Linked DNA regions of Mus musculus: region 1 is linked to region 2. Evidence: chromatin loops called from intact Hi-C (ENCODE). Cell type or tissue: heart. All regions are shown on one strand. Each heading gives the region's core, and the rest is flanking DNA. Links, peaks and the distances in the headings are about the cores only.

Region 1 (8,306 bases), core at 307-8,306, 54 kb after region 2:
CACATGTACTTATCCTCACACTACCCTGATGAAAGAAAAGAAACGGGGGGGGGGGGCGGGGGGGGCGGGGGGGGGAGAGGGCGGGGGCCGCATGTAGGGATGCTTCAGTGGCTAAGAGCATTTGCTGTTCTTAAAGGGACCCAGGTTCAGTTCTTAGCTCCCAGTGGTGACTCCAGTCCTAAGGAATTGAACAACCTCCTCTACCTCTGTGACACCCAGCACCCTCTTGGTACCCACGCATCCCTGTGACAAGATGCTCATACACATAAAGGAATCTTTTTCAAAATTTGGAGAAGGGCCAGTGAAATGGCTCAGTAGGCAAAAGTACCGGTGCCAAGGCTGACAACCGGAGTCGTATCCCAGGGGTCCGAGTGGTAGAGAGAGAAAACTGAGTCCTACAAGTTAGCTTCTCAACAGAGGGATGGAGGGGTTATGAGAGGGACAAGAGAGAATATTCTTTTTAATATAAAAAAAGGTGAACAGGTTAATTGCAGCCAAAAGCAAGCAAGGAAAGAAAACATGAATGAACAAGCAAGGTAAATTAACCAGAAAGTAACTAAAAAGAGAGAGACTGGCTAATGTGTCCAGAAAGGCCTTTCTGAGAAAGGCAGGCAGGCCTGAGATGAGGGGAGGTGGAGGCAGAAGAACAAGTGTTAATAAAACCCCGAGGCACACTCAAGAGTCAGCCACAAGGCCAACGGTGGCTGAGGGGCAGTGATGGCCAGACAGGCAGTTGAAATGGGGAAGCAGAGGCCTTGGGGCAGCGGAACGGCTCTGGATTTGGCCTAACTCACCTTGTCTCCTACTCCTCCCTTTCCATGGAGCTTTCACACCTCTCCTGGCTGCACCTGACAGTAGCAACTATCACCACATGGCCTGGGTGAATTAGCACTCAGTTGGTACAGCTAGCTATTTGTGGTCTAGACAGAGCACCTTAGACACCAGCAACCCAACAAAAGAATCTTCAGATATTTATCAAATATTATTTCCCAGCTATTCAGGAATTATTAAGGTCTTGCAAAGGACACCTGCAATTCACTCCCATAATTTAAACCCAGACTTCACTGGGCATGATGGCCCATGCCTTTAATCCCAGCACTTGGGAGGCAGAGGCAGGCGGGTTTCTGAGTTCGAGGCCAGGCTGGTCTACAAAGTGGTCTACAAAGTGAGTTCCAGGACAGCCGTGGCTTTACAGAGAAACCCTGTCTCCAAAAACAACAACAACAAAAACCCAGTCTTCATCCTTATAAAGTCTAATTAATCGCTTTTCCATTCTATTGATTTGAAAATATTCAACACCTAAACATAAAAGCTACAGGCACGCAACAGTCTGCGTTTTCCTCTACTGTCTGAGTCTTTTGAAGTAAGATTTCTTGTTTCACACACCACGGCCACACTCAAGCTTTTCAGAGACGAAGCTGGGTGTGGCAGAACACATCTGCTAACCTGGGCTATGATAGTAAGAATCAGTCTCACAATAACAAGAACAACACAGAACAAAGAGTCAAAAATGTTTGCAGAACTCTCCTGATATAAAAGGTCGACCCTTGATTAAAAGAATGTGTAACCTCCTCAAACTTGCAAAGTTTGAAATTCCTGCCTCTCTTCTTGCTCTGCCACCAGCTCCCCCCAGGCACCGCATGCCTACCGACCCCTACTTCCTGCTAGTCTCCGGGTCCCAGTCTCATCCACCTCAGGTTTTATGATTTACATTCCCCACTGGGAGAAATCCAACCAGTTCTTCAAGGTGCAGGGCAAACACTCTCTATTCTTGCCCTTCCCTGAGCCAAATCTCCACCCCACCTCTAGGAACAATTGTGTGTAACTCGGACCCTGCCTGCCTGTTCCCCACCTGGCCCAGAGCTAGACAGAGGACATCTTGGGGAGGAATGCTCTCACCGTACCACTGTCCTAAACTCACCCCAAACATGCAGTATGCCCACCGGCGATCACTTACTCTTCCATCTATGATAACACAGGCTTTATTCAGCACCGGTCAAATACTTGCAAAAATTAAACAAAGCAGGGATAGGAGTCCTTTCTTCCAAATCTAGAACAAAGTGCCTGGTTCTAACCTATCTACACTCTGTGGAGAATGTGCTGCTCTGGAGAACCTAGGCGGCTGCTCGAGAGGTTCGAAGCATTTGTTGCTCCTGCGGAAATGAAGGCTTGATTCCCCAGCACCCAAATAGGGAGGCCCACAACCACCCATTGCTCCAATTTCCAGGATCTGGCCTGTTCTGACCTCCCTGGGCACCAGGCACACAGGTGGCACACAGGAAGGCAAACATTCATAAACATAAGGAATTGTAATTAACTTAAAAAAAAAAATCGAGTCTGGTGCCATAAGCCTGTGACCTGAGCACTGAAGAGGCAGGAGGTGCAAGAGCAAAGGAGATCTTCATCACCGCAGAGACTTTGAGGCTACCCTGGGGTACGTGAGACTGAGATGAGGTCTGAACAGACTCACCTTACCCTCAGGCCCACTGCTGAGAGGCAGAAGCAGGAGGACCATAAACCTCAGCAGCTCCGGCTCCTAGTGAGTTCTAGGCTATCTCGAGCCACACGGAGAAACTATCGTAGTAATATAATGATGGTGACACGCTTACGGCTCTAAAGCTAGAAGACACCACTACACTCAGGTCAAAGACCTTCGCACGATCCCATAGCTAAGGACTGGAGGCCAAAGGGATTCTATCCAGCCACTACCCACCTACCTAAAGCGCCTGCTGTTCAGCAGGCACCTCAAAACATCTGGAGGTGGGGGGTGGGGAACCTGACATGCATAAGGACTTGTGTTAATGTTTTAAATATTCGCTAAAGGAGTTTTCTAGGTTTAATTTTTACGAGGAAAGGCTCATTAATCCCTAATCGCATAGATCACATTAACAGCTATTTTCAAACTCAGCTGTGCCAGTTAAGGCTATAAAATATTGTTGGGAACACACAAACAACCAAAACTTCTGCTCAGTAATGGTTTTGACCAGAAACTCATCCGCCGGAGTCAGTTTTTCCTTATTTGTGCCCAAAGGCCCAACAGACTAAACATTACAGCTGCCCCAATTTTCTAATTTCAACTTGCATTTATGATAACGCTTTTGTTTCGTGTACGGCGCTCAGGCTGCTGACACAGCTGGGCCGCTTCTTTGTAATAAACACAGGGCTTCTATATTTAAAAGTACAGTGCAACTTTGTTGTAACATCCCCTCCCCAGTCTCCGGGCTAATTTTCTGTCTTCCAAGCTCCACCTCCATCCCATGATTTTTTTTTTTTTTTAAATCAGTGACGCTCCAAACAGCCTCCGGGAAAGCCGGCTCTGTTCTTTCAAGACATCTCATCCCAGTGGTATTTTTCTTCTCCGCAGTTTGCCGTGTGTTTGAAGAGGAAAGGGGAGTTAGAAGGAAAATAAGAGACATTCTGCAAAAGCCTTGAGGCGAGGGTTGCTGGGGGGGGGGGGGAGCGGTGGACCGGGCTCGGGTGCACGCGGCGGGGGTCCTAGAGCCCAGCCGGCGACAAGGGATCGGCGGGGGTCTGGCGATAGGGAGCAGCGGGGTGGTCTCCAGCCGCTGTTGACAGTAACTGGAGCGCAGCGGGCACGCCCCGGCCCGCCGAGTAGGAAGGGGGCGGCGGAGCAGGGTGTGGGCCGAGGGGGCACCCGGGCGGGGGGAGATAAGGCGAGGCCCAAGTTAATCATCACCTCCCGAGCGCCTGGAAAAGTACGGGCTGAGGGCGGGGTACAGCCGCGGGGAAAGCGAAACTCCTCTCGCAGCGGGCCCGAGAGCGGCCGCCGCGCTCCTCCGGCCTCCGAGAGCCAAGCTCCCATCCACGGGAGCAACTACACTGCCTGCTCCCAAACTCACCCCGAACACGGCTGCAGAAGTCAGCCAGAGCCACTAAGCAAGTAAACTCAACTAGAGCAAAAAGTGACACTGTTCCCATACCGGGAGTCGAACCCGGGCCGCCTGGGTGAAAACCAGGAATCCTAACCGCTAGACCATATGGGAAGTGCTGCTACAAGCACTGCTGTGACCCACCTGACTAGCGTCAGCGCCGCTACCACTCAGCCACTCTGCTGCAACTCGCGCCGCCGAAGCCGCCCCCGCGGCCGCTGCCCCACGCGCGGGCACGAGCCCGGCGGAGCGCGCGGGCGTGGCGGGGGGGAGGAGCGGGGCCGGTGCGCGCCCCTGGAAAGTTCTGAGCCGAAGCCGGGCGCCCCGTGCGCTCCCGGAACGGGCGGCTGCGCCTTTCTTTCTCAGCCGTCAGGTCCCGGGCTGCTCCCCGGTCACAGAGCGGGCGGGCAAGCCGGCAAAGCCGAGGGCGGCGCCGGCTGTGGGAACGGCGGCGTGCGGCCGGGGCTGGGGGGAGGCGATCGAGCCTCTCGGCTGCGAGCCAGCTCGGGAGTGGAGGTTCTGGATCCCGGGAGGCGTGAGGACCGCGGGATGGAGCCTGGGTCGGACGCTCGGGGCCCGCGGCTCCGGTCCCGTCGCGCTTTCGTCCCTTCTGGGTGACCTCAACCCCTTTATACCGACCCCACCTCTCAGGCGCCGCGAGTACCGCCCCGTGGGGGAGGGGAAGAGGCGGTGACAACCGCGCGCGCGGGTTGGGCCGTCGCGGCCGCCGTAGTCCACCCGTGGAAACGCCGTACCCGGGGGGGACGCCGAGACCGAGAGGTCCTGGCTTGAGCCACCGGCGGACATCAGTGAGCGGGATCGCGGGCTGCCCGCGGAGCTGCCGCCGTCATGTGAGTCGGGTCGGGTCGGGTCGGGCTTGCGCCGCCAGGCGCCCGCGAGTGGCCTCCTCCCGCCCCTCCGCTCGCCCGGGGCCGCCCGACCTGCGGGGCCGGTTCTCTCGGAGACGCGGCCGCCCTCTAGGCAGGAGCCGGGGACTCGGGTGCCGCCCCCGCCCGCCCGCCGGGGCCCGGGCCCGGGGCCGGGGTGGCGCTGCGGCCTCAGACGTCCAGGGGCTTTTCCCAGCCTCGCGTCCCCAGAACGAATGAATTAGCTAGAAGGGCACGGGAAAGAGAAATACTTTGAGACTTCTTCATCTCGGTGCAGTGTGATTTACCTTCACCGGAGAGCAGTTTTCCACGGACTTTAGCTTTACATAAATAATACAACTGCTTTGCTAAGACAGAAGTCCGAAAACAGCCTTATATCCCATTTTTTAACAACTGTAAAAATTCCTTTCAATTTTTGGATAAGCTTAGAGTTGTTTTTATCTTTTCAGGGCCGACTACTGGAAGTCACAACCAAAGAAATTCTGTGATTACTGCAAGTGCTGGATAGCAGACAATAGGCCTGTATGAAATTTTTATTAAAATATTCACGTGATGTGTTGTTTTTTTGACTTTAGTGTGTATAAGCCACTTTCGTGTATAGTGCTCTTTATTCTTCAAAACCTAAAAAGGTTTCTTTTGTTTGATTCCTCTTATGAAAGCTATAGCCTTCTCCTTTTCATCAATCTGACTTTGATTTTAAGGCCAAATTATTTCTGGGGACTTTGAGGAAATGGACAGTGAGTGGGATAATCTTGTTTATGGAATACCTGCCCCTTAAAAAGGAATATTGTAGTTTTTCCTGTTCTCCACAGGAAGGAGAACAGCATTATTCCCTGGTGAGATACAAAGGGAGCAGCTGTAATATACCTTATGCTGAAAGCCTTGAGCCCACTATTTTTGCAAGGGGGTTGGGGGCGGTGATTTTTCAAGACAGGGTTTCCAGACAGCAACTCACTCTGTAGACCAGGCTAGCCCGCAGCCCACAGAGATCTACTTGGCTTTGCTTCCCAAGTGCTGGCAAAAAAGGTGTGTACCATGGCTAGACTCCTAGATCCAACTTTTTGTTTGTTTGTTTGTTTTTTTGTTTTTCAAGACAGGGTTTCTCTGTATAGCCCTGGCTGTCCTGAAACTCAGGCTATTGTAGACCAGGCTGACCTCGCGGAGTGCTGGGATTAAAGGTGTGCACCACCACTTAGATCCAACTTTTAAAGCATAAAGTAAGACGTCAGCTGGCTTTCTTCCCTCTTAGACATTCTACAATCAGACAAGCTACTGTATCAAAAGCTGTGGGCTATGGGGACTGGAGAGATGGCTTCACAGTCAGTAACAACTCCTGCTCTTGCAGAGGGTTGAGGTTCAGTTCCCAGTACCCACATGGCAGTTCGACACTACCTGTAACTCCAGTTTCAGGGTGTCCGACAGCCTCTTCTGACCTCCATTAGCGGCTATGCTCATGTCCTTACACACTCACAGGGGCGTAGACCCAGAAAATACGTTTTGAAAAACTACAGGGTCAGCAAGGGCAGAGGTGGTTCCCATCTTTAATCCCAGTATCCAGAGGCTATTAAGCAGATCTCCGAGCTCAAGGGCCGCTTGTTCTACAGAGTGAGTTCAAGGACAGCCAGATCTACGCAGAGAGATCCTGTCTTGAAAAAGCAAACCCTATAGTGTCTTGCATATACATAACGTATTACTTGGCAGAACTATTGTACACCACGGAATGATGCCATATTTTGTGCTACAGTCTGCCATTACACACTACTAAATCATCTTAGGCTTTGAGAGGAGTTTTGCTCTTCCCTTTGGCTTTGCTAGTAGGTGCTAAAGATTGTGCATATTTTATTTGGCTTAGGCTAATCCCTACCAAAACTGCCATGAGATTTTAAAACCACATAAATTGAAAAAAATATCCCAGGAGGTACCTATGCAATAAAATAACTTTAATGAGTTATGAAAATAAATTATCTTTCTAGAGGTCTGTGTGCATCTCCCTACATATCTAGTAATTTATTAGTGAAAACTATTTAATTTTGAATGGTGCTTTAATACAGTATTCTTTGTGTGGTATAATCAGCTGTAAGTAACTCGGTATAGGAACAATAGAGACAACTGTTTGCCTTACAAACTCTAGCTTTAAAGAGGTACTCTGAGGAGTATATTAGAATAGCTCCATTAATACATCATACAGGGTTTGATTGACAGGACTTTTAGGGTACTTCTTATTTCTTTCCACCAGACATCTATAATTTGTGAGAACTTCTGGATATTTATGTAGGCCCCAGTGCTCAGTCAGCCATCCCTGTCCCCAGCCATCTAATTATGTTACTCTTCAGAAGTCACCTCCCCCTTTGCTCAGGTCCATCCTTTCATTGTTTCTGTGTGTATGTATTTTATTCCATCTTGTTCACAGGGTACAGAGGTTTTTTTAACTGAACAGTGTATCCTGAAGGTGTCTCCCATGTCAGTACATAGGGAACTGTGTGCTGCCTTTCTGTTCAATAAAAGCCTGTGGGAGTGCACGCAGTTCACTTACCCAGTCTCCAGTAGATAAACTACAAGATTGTTGCTACAAACAGTCACTTTGTTTTACTACATCATTTTGCACAATGTGAGGAATTTTTTAAAGTGTGTGTCTGTGTGTTGTTGCTGTTGTTGTTGTTGTTGTGGATGTTCTCTGGTATGCGAATAGCAGAGGACAACTTCAGGAGTCTGTTCTTCTATCATGTGGGTCCTGGGGGTTGAATCTGGTGGTCAGGTTTGGTGGTAAGCACCTTTACCCACTAAGCCATCTTACCTGCCCAAACAAGGAATTTTTAAGTATCTATTTTTCTTAATATTTTAAAAACAAAGTCTTTTACCTGCTTTGGCTTTTTGAGACAGGGTTTCTCTGTGTAGCCCTGGCTATCCTGGAACTACCTCTGTAGACTAAGGTGGCCTCTAACTCAGAGATCTGCCTGCCTCTGCTTCCTGAGTGCTTAAAAGATTAAAACAGCGCTCCACCACTGCCCAACTAATGCCAAGCTTTAAGGATAATTTTTATTTCTCTTAGAAAAACAGAGCAATGAAATTCTAGAGGCTTAACCAGTTTTGACATTTAATGTGGGTGGTGGTGTTGCTGTGGCTTTTATTTGTTTGGTGGTGGTTGTTTTAGTTTGGGGAGATAGGGCACTTTTGTTATTCTCTTTTTGTTTTGAGACACTTAAGCAAATAGCTTCAGGTGGCCTGGAACTTGACCAGTGTTCACAGTGCTGGGGTTTTTGGGGTTACAGGTATATGCCACTGCCCAGCTGTGACGTCTTTCTTTTTAAAAGGCATCGTGTCTCAAGTCCTTTTTACACTAACCTGTATTCCCTGGGTTAGTCAGGAGAGTACTGTGTATGTCTTCCCGCTGATGTGGTCATCCTTGCTTGTTTTAAGAACCAGAGAACACCTGGTGGGAGAGTGCAATAGTCTGCTTAGACCACCAGCATCATTTGATCCAAGATCAGTTTATATTAAACTAGTTATTTTCTATTTTTTGCCATTATGA
Region 2 (8,329 bases), core at 302-8,301:
CCTCCTCTTTTTTTTTTTTTTTTTTTTTTTTTTTCGAGACAGGGTTTCTCTTTATAGCCCTGGCTGTCCTGGAACTCACTCTGTAGACCAGGCTGGCCTCGAACTCAGAAATTCGCCTGCCTCTGCCTCCCGAGTGCTGGGATTAAAGGCGTGCGCCACCACGCCCGGCTCTGTCTCCTCCTCTTGAGTGCTGGGATTAAAAGCAAATACAGGGGAGGGTATAGGGGACTTTCAGAATAGCATTTGAAATGTAAATGAAGAAAATATCTAATAAAAAAAAAGAGCAAATGCAACGATCCCAGTTTAGTGATTTTTCAGATGACCTTCACAGCTGGGAAGAGAGCCATGCTGTATGGAAACAGGTGCCCTGACAAGATGGTGGTTGGTCAACATAAGCTCTGCCCTGGGAGTGGTTCTCAGAGCTCTGTAAGCAGCAACTTACTCAGCCCTCACACCAGTCCTACAGCTTAGCTCCTCTGGTTTTTATTTTTGCCATGCAGATGAGGAAACCAGTGCACAGAGGATTAAGTAATTTGCAAGGATCGCAGTAGTAAGCTAAGCAACAGAGCTAGTTATCAAGCCATGCATTCCGATTTCAGTATCTCAGTTCCTAACCATCTCTGCCACTCCAGAGGGTATGGCATTCCCAAACAGGATTTCTCACTGCCACAACTCAGCAAGACACTGGGAATGGTCATAGTTACAGACTAGTAGGGTAAATAATGTTCCACTCAAATATAGAAAAACAACTACTGCAGAACCTACACACACCATTTTACACACTTTTATTTTTTTTTTTAGAGATAAGAGTCGCAAGCTGGTATCAAACCCATTTTGTAACAGTGGCTGGTACTAAACTCCTCCTGATCCTCCTGCCTCAGCCATCTGAGTGGTAGAATTAGATAGAAGCTGCCACATCTGACATACTTTATGCACTTTTGTAGCATGTGATTTTAAGCTGGCAGGTCACTACTTTTATGTAAAACTACAAATTAAACTAGGCCAGTTATGGCGTCACAAGCGAACAATCCTAATCCCTGCCCTCAGAGGATGAATGCAGGAGACTCTTACACCCAAGGCGAGCATGGCTACATGATAAGGTCTCATCTCAGAAGTAATGAATAAAACTGAAAACAAAATCATATAAGGAGGCAGAGCCACAGTTTAAATAATTTGATAATACGAGCAATGGATGCCCCTGAACCCAGCTAGAGCAGCCCGCAAGTATATATTACTGAAAGTCAAACTGCATGCGTTATAATTACTGGCTAGACAGCTGGGAGCAAACTATTAACTACTTTATGTCTCTGTTTCCTCATCAAAAAATAAAGCTATCAGCATTTATTTCATAGGTTAACATATAAAGTATTTAAGTGTATCAAGGAAGAAAAATAAAAAAGGGCAAAGGAAAGAAACAAGAACAGGACAAAAGAGAAAGGAAAAGAGCAGTTGGTAAGTGTGGGACCCACATCTGAAGGCCCAGCATTCAGGAAGTGGGAGCCAGGAAACCAGGAGCTCAAAGCTGTCTTCATCTATATGAGATCACATCTCAAAAACCTAGAAAGTGGGCCAGGCATGTGGGAAATGAATGCCTTCAATCCCAGCACTTGGGAGGCAGAAGCAGGCAGATCTCTGAATTTGAGGTCAGCCTGGTCTCCATAGGGAGTTCTAGGCAAGCCAGAACTCCACAGAGAGACCCTGTCTCAGGAAAAAAAAAAAAAAAAAGTAAACACAACAACAACTAAATAAATATCAGAGCAAGCAGAGGTGAGTCAAACTACTAGCACCCTTCCCAAAGACATAAAAGGAAAAAAAAAACCCTAAATTAAGTACATCCAACATAGTAGTAAGTGTACAGGCAGTTATGCAGAACACCTTTCAGTCTTATACCACGTGAGAACTCGGAACTGGAATGTATAACGCACTTCTCGTGGTCAGAGTGTGAGAACCAGCACACTAGAGCATGCTGGTGACAGATCAGTGCTCTGTCCTCTGCTGCCACTGTCTCTGTGCCACAGCACAGCTCACCACAGTTAGCCTGGGACCTGTCACGGGACCTTTTATCTAGAAAGCAGGTAGGCAGCATACTCCTTTTCAAGCTTTAGTGTGTGCACAAACATCCTGTCTCAAAATAACTCAAAAACACTCCCTCTCCTCACACTATCTCCTCTGTTGTCTCTAGATTCAATTCCAATCAATATTAATATGCTTTCAGGTGTTCGGTTTTTCCCTTGGATTTCACCTTGATTTTAAGGATAGTTAGTCCCAAATTCTCCCCTTTTGTAGGAATACTTATAAACTCTATGTTGTATCATTTCAGTACACAATACAAACAGCTATGAAGCCACAATGTCCTGCCATAACTGGGAATCAATTTTATTATTTGTAGTAACTGTTTCTGGAATAAAGCAGACATCAGAACTGATCTACTTAAGATTTGGGGAGCAAGCTTATTTCAGTCTGTAAATCGCACTCTTCAGCACACTTTAAACCACTGCTTCCTAAAAGCCTCTTAGCAAAGGACCTCTCTCGACATACCAATTCCCACACCACGGCTCACATCCCTGCACTGCCTGTCTTAATTATGAAGTGTAGCCCTTTCACACTGTGGGAGGATCAGAGGCTCACAGTTAGGGTTAAACCCTTTACCTCAGCATCTCTTGGGACCTTACTTATGTGAAGGCAGTAAGCAACACATCACATACATATTCAATGAAAGGTGACTAGTAAGTCCTAGGTTCAAGTCCCCTACAGATGACAAACCAAGCTCTGCAAGAGTCAGAACATTTCCTTGGGAGCTCATAGTCTTTGAACTGAAAAGTGTGGTTGTGAGGTGGCCAAAACTGTTTAATATCCTAGAAAAAAACAGCTCATAATTAAAAGATTAATTATGGACATCAGTTATGTTCTTTAGAACTGTTTAAAATCATTAAAGAAATATTACTAAGGATAGTTACTATTTGGTCTAATTTTACAGAAAACCAAGGTGAGTCCCAAATACTACTTCCTTGTTACCACATCAAAACAAACAGTAACATTTACAAGTAGTGAATTAATTGGTACTTAAAATATGAAATGACATTACTACCAAATACTTAATTTCTCAGTTTTTATTTTAGAATGTTGTACTATGTCCTAAAGCAAACACCCCGACGCGGATGACAACTCCTAAGAAGTGGACTAAAGCTGGCCTTTCTGGCTCACCTGCTGCTCGTCCTCCATGCCGTTACTTGCAAATTCAAACACTAGGTCGTTCTGTTGGACAACAGCAGCCATAGTAAAGCATTCCCCTTAGATCCACATGAGAAAAGGCCTAAGCAGCTTCCAGTCTGGAGCAGCAGGTAGGGTGCAGTGGAGTTTGGGAAGAGCCTCTCAGGCAGGTCTGTGAAGTTACTGCAGACAAGACGCTCTTCGGTGAAAGGAGTCCTTCAGACCTGCTTGCTGCATTGACATTCTAAGAAAACAGGCACGTTTTCTGAAATCATTCACTAGGTCTTCTTGTCCCTGAAAAACAAAGGCTTAGGTTAGTGGTAAAAAGGCAATCCCCTGGCTAAAATGTAACAACTGACACAGCACATATCCAATGTCACTGTTATACTTAAGGAAAATCAGCATTGCTGGTACACACAGTGGTTTGGTTTTCAAGACACTTTCTTTGAAGACCTCATTCCTAAGATAACATATCTCCCTCATTATTTTTTCTTTCTTCCCCGAGGTGTACTTGAGTTCAAGTATGGGGGGGGGGATGTTCCAGTAATAATTAGGAAATTTTAAATCCCAGCAGAGCATATACAAACAATTTCATTCTTCTCACTGACCCAGCTGATCACCTACACGCACAGGAACCACCACTCTCTCTAAATCTCATAACAAGACTCATTCGTCCTTAACAGCAACATGCAAGCACCACCCCCATCATATATACCTAAATGAAGACAGTTAAAGGTTGCAAATGCTGTTTGATGAGCTTTTAAGAGTGAGCTGAAATTAGAGCCTACTTTTCTGTCGCTGAAAGAGCCCGGGGTGAGAAAAAACCGCTAGACCAAGCCTGTCTTCGGGGCCTTCCTTTTGAAAGTACTGAAATGTAGCCTTATCGCTAACACAAGCGACAGGAAGGAAACTGCACTTGACCACGTCACGGCAAGCTAGACCATGCAAAGGGCCGAACTTCACAATAGGAGAAAACAGAAATGCAACCTAGGAGCCAAAACAACCTCAGCATGCTCTGAAAAGGACTGCCAAACACGTTTGTACACTAGTGTTTTTTAAAAAGTAATGCTACCACTAACAAAATTAATATAGGTGTTTACTACAATTGTATGAAACATTAAATGTTTATGGACATAAATGTGATATGAAAAGTTACGATTTTAAAATAGTCATGTTTTTAAAAATCGAGTTGTTTGAAACATCTTTTATAATATTAGTATAAATATTTCAAAGAGATGACGACTTGAAGTAAAGGATGGTGACTAATGCTAATAATTGTAAAGACACAAGTTTGGGAATGCAGAGCCACGGTGAGTCAGTTTCCTGGAAAACTTCATCTAATTAGCAAGGGCTAGCCAGGTCAGGTATACTACTTTAGTCAGGCCAGTTCCCCGTATATCCCAGGTTTTAGAGAGCAACATAGATCACTGTAACTCCCATAACTGGAAATCAAAATTAAATAAGGGTTAGGAATTCAAGTCAGATTTTTACTCACAAAACTCAGTTTCAGGCCAGTGCTGCTCAATTCTGACCCAGCCTAACCCTTTTAACAGAGACTTAAGTATAACACTAAGAAAGTACTTTAAGCCAGGCATGGTGGCGCACGCCTTTAATTCTAGCACTTGGGAGGCAGAGGCAGGCAAATTTCTGAGTTCGAGGCCAACCTGGTCTACAGAGTGAGTTCCAGGACAGCCAGGGCTACACAGAAAAACCCTGTCTTGAAAACAACAACAACAACAACAACAACAACAAAGTACTTTAAACAGTCTGGTCATTGTTTCAAGCCTAGAGAGGACAAATATGTATAAATGTATGTTTGTGTTAATTGAGCTCAGATGTATCAACACAGATGTATACTTGACCTGGCATAAACATCCCTTACTTTTACCCTTACATTGTGACATAGCCCCATTCCTCTATGTAGCCCTGCCTAATGCCGCCGTTCCCCTGACCACCACATCTTTGTTTTTGTCTCCCTTCTTTTTTCCTATTATTCCTGTTCCTGGAATGTCCCCTCCCACCTCTCAATCTTATCTTCCCACTTGTCAATGTTTAAGTCACTTTTTTTTTCTCCTTGAAAGGGACTCAGGTAGGCCAGATCGCCTCAGACTGACTATGTAGCCAAGAGTAACTTTGAACTCCTGATCCTCTTCCCTCTGCCTTCCAAGTTCCTTCATAAAGTCTTCCAACTTCATGTCTAAACCCATAAGGATTGGTTCCCTTCAAAATCACAGCACTTCCTGCCTATCCTACCAACTTAGCACTAATCACACCGTGTTTTAAAGTGCTGCCCACTTAATTCAACTGAATAAATGTTTCAGTGACCGTTGTCTGAAAGCCAGTATGTAGGAATCAGAAATCAGTAGGGCAAACCTCTCCTGGAAAGAACCAGAGCCTCTAATTTCTTCTGTGCCCACCAAACCTGGTGCCCATGCTAGTGATAAGAAGGTTTATGTTAATGACAAATAACATTTTTAACATCTACCACTGAATATTCAAGCTATTGCTACATACATTCTTTGTTTAGCAGTGAAGTAATTTTGATAAAGAGGAAATTACTATCATCTTCAAACACCAGAGCAAGGAAATACAATGGAATTGAGGAATGTTCGCCACAGGGGTTTTTCTGTAAAAGGTTAGGTTCAAGGGTGCACTAAGACCTGGCTTTCTTACAGACAGAAAACCTGTGTGAGGAGTGAGCTGTCTAAAGTTACAAAGCTCCTTTTTCTTAGCAGCATCTCCAGAGTGCTACTGTGCTTTCCCCACTGCCCTTTGGCACCTTCAAAAGTAATGACAAGCAATGAAGACAGCCTCACCTCATACCCCATGACTGAGAACCTGTAAAAATAACCCAAAATGGCTGCCCCAAATCACCCTCACCCAGCTGCATGGGTAGGAAAAGATAACTGAGCTCTGACACAGTTTCAGTTCTCATGTATCGGGAGTTCACCAAACCAAACCATAAGAGAAGCATTTTCTTTGGTTTCATTAGGCCTCTGACCCTCTGTGCCTTCTTCCTAGCCATCCTCTCTCCTGTTTTGGTATTCTGTGGTTCTAGTGTGGTTCTTGACGGGAAAACAAAAAACAAAAACACTTTCTGATTCTTAAAGCAGAGGTCCCTTTTTTGCATGTCAAGGATACTGGAATAGCACGGCTCTGCTGTATTAATTTTATTTAGTAACAGACAAGACTGATACTTACAGCAGTGATTCAATTGTTCATTAAGTTAGCAGAGGTGCCCAGACATCATGATGTATTAGCACAGCACAGCTAACATTACCATCTCATCTCTTAAATCAAAACTTAATCACTATAAAACACATAGACTTGCTTTTAAATCTACCTAGACCTTTGTGCTATTACACAGTTTCAAATACAGACTTAAGTAAATGTTTATGTCAAATTTAAGGGGGAACTCCACTTTCTAGGGTTCCCCACCCCCGAATCCAGTCAGTACACGTCAGTCAAGTTCATCTCAAGAAGCTCTGAGTCCGTCTGTCTAAAATGTCCAAACAGATCATGATCTTCCCTATACACAAAAAGACATGGCTGTCAAGTCAGAAAACAAAGCATCTGATCTACCCTAAGTCAACCTAAAAGCCTCACAGATTTTAAGCTTGTTTAATAATAGACATGATGGCACAAGCCTGAAATTGCAGGCAGGAATTTGGGGCCAGCCTGGGCTATATAACCAGCCCTGGCCTAAAACAGTCAAACAAACAATAATACCAAACCTATTTAAATGTACCCATTAATGAGCCATATACTCAGGAAGATAGCTGCTACAACAGTTCTCAAACACGTGTTTCCACAACACTATGAAGTAACAAGGAGAAAGAAGGAGAAAGCTCTTCCTCTACCAGTCACATGCTGGCACCTTATGGACACATTTTAGAGAAGTAACCCAGTTCTGGGCATCCAAACAATTCCCAGACTATCTCTCAGGCCCTTTTCCTTTGGGGAACTATAGCACAGAAATGCTTAGAATTAAGATTCCTAAGTTCTCACCACCAATCTTCACATTGAGGTTAAGTCCTAAAACAAAACATTTCTGCTGAACTCTAACCTCAGACCACTTGGGCTCCGCCTCTGCGGTGCGGCCCTGAGTTAGGCTTCCATACACGTATACTCTACATATACTCTAGTGCTCTCCTTCTGTTCATGAGCACAATAAATGACGACAAAGTCTAGAGCTGGGCAAAGCATCCGTGAGATATGTGTGCCTGGGACTGGGACTGCAGGTCAGCCGCAGAGCACCTGCCTAGAAAGATGCCAGCTTCAGTCTGCACCTCTGCTTAGAGAGAAAGCCAAATGTGTGTGCTGAAAGCCTGGTACAGAAACTGAACTCAATAAGCATTAGCTTAATTATAGCTCTGAATATAATGGGCAAAACATGCAACAGGTGCTCCTTAGGTTCCAATTATTTCTTAAGCCTCATCTCTACAGTCACTGAGAGCCTTTTACCAGAGCCCATTAGCCACAAAATCTAAGCTGACTCCAGTGTTTTGCATTTTGGTATCCTTTCGATAAGTCCAGTTGTATAAATCTTTGAAACTTTACTTCTGAGGCTAGAGAGATAGCTCAGTGATTAAGAGCATTGCTGCTTTTGTAAAGGAACTAGGATCAATTCTCAGCACCCACATGGTGGCTTACAACCATCTGTAACTCCAGTACCAGGAAACATGATATCCTCATGCAGGCAAAACACCCATTCATAGAAAATAAATATTTTTCAAAAACTTCACTTAACAGAGTTCAGTTAGGACCCTGTCCCAAACACAGTGACTTTATCAATTTTAAACACAAAACATTGTTTCATTCTAATGGCTATAACAACTCAATTCAAATTGTCTTGCATAACTTATTATAAAGTATTTCAAATATAAAAAAATTAATTGAAACTTGCAAAAATTAATCCCTCTTTGAATATAAAGCATAAAATATAGGATTTGAGAACCATTTCAGATACAAAAATATGAGATATCCATTAAGATTTTACATTAAAACTGGTATTTATTAATTTTATACTGCATTTGTCAGTTTTCAGCAATACGAAGACAAATATAACACTCCATAAAAATATCGAATCCCATTTCCTTTCCCTCAAATATTCCCTCCC

What was found. Hi-C counts contacts between places; a loop is a spot of excess contacts. Peaks named below come from ENCODE experiments on the same cell type or tissue, not always from the same donor. Only the 100,000 strongest peaks of a DNase experiment are listed, where the experiment ranks them.
Region 1: a loop joins it to region 2, with 3 times the contacts of the local background. A loop is called at or near these places in 5 of 42 quality-filtered maps.

The regions. Positions count from the first base shown.
Region 1 is chr14:79,477,366-79,485,671 of GRCm38, reverse strand. Wbp4 (WW domain binding protein 4) reads left to right here and starts at 4,404. Exons shown (of 10, transcript NM_018765.3): 1 at 4,404-4,741; 2 at 5,227-5,299. The coding sequence starts at 4,740. It overlaps Elf1 (E74-like factor 1), which reads right to left and starts at 4,478. Exons shown (of 9, transcript NM_007920.4): 1 at 4,035-4,478. n-TEttc4 (a tRNA gene) reads right to left here and starts at 4,004; the gene lies at 3,933-4,004. In heart, for the core only: CTCF peaks have their summits at 4,667 and 4,866; DNase peaks (open chromatin) are centred at 2,441, 3,251, 4,101 and 4,591; H3K4me3 peaks cover 4,325 bases; H3K27ac peaks cover 4,174 bases.
Region 2 is chr14:79,531,298-79,539,626 of GRCm38, reverse strand. Elf1 (E74-like factor 1) reads right to left here. Exons shown (of 9, transcript NM_007920.4): 2 at 3,205-3,504. The coding sequence starts at 3,276. Among named protein-coding and RNA genes, the nearest start is that of Sugt1, 52 kb to the left of the region's middle. In heart, for the core only: no CTCF peak of the experiment used is centred there; a DNase peak (open chromatin) is centred at 4,126; H3K4me3 peaks cover 329 bases; H3K27ac peaks cover 2,236 bases.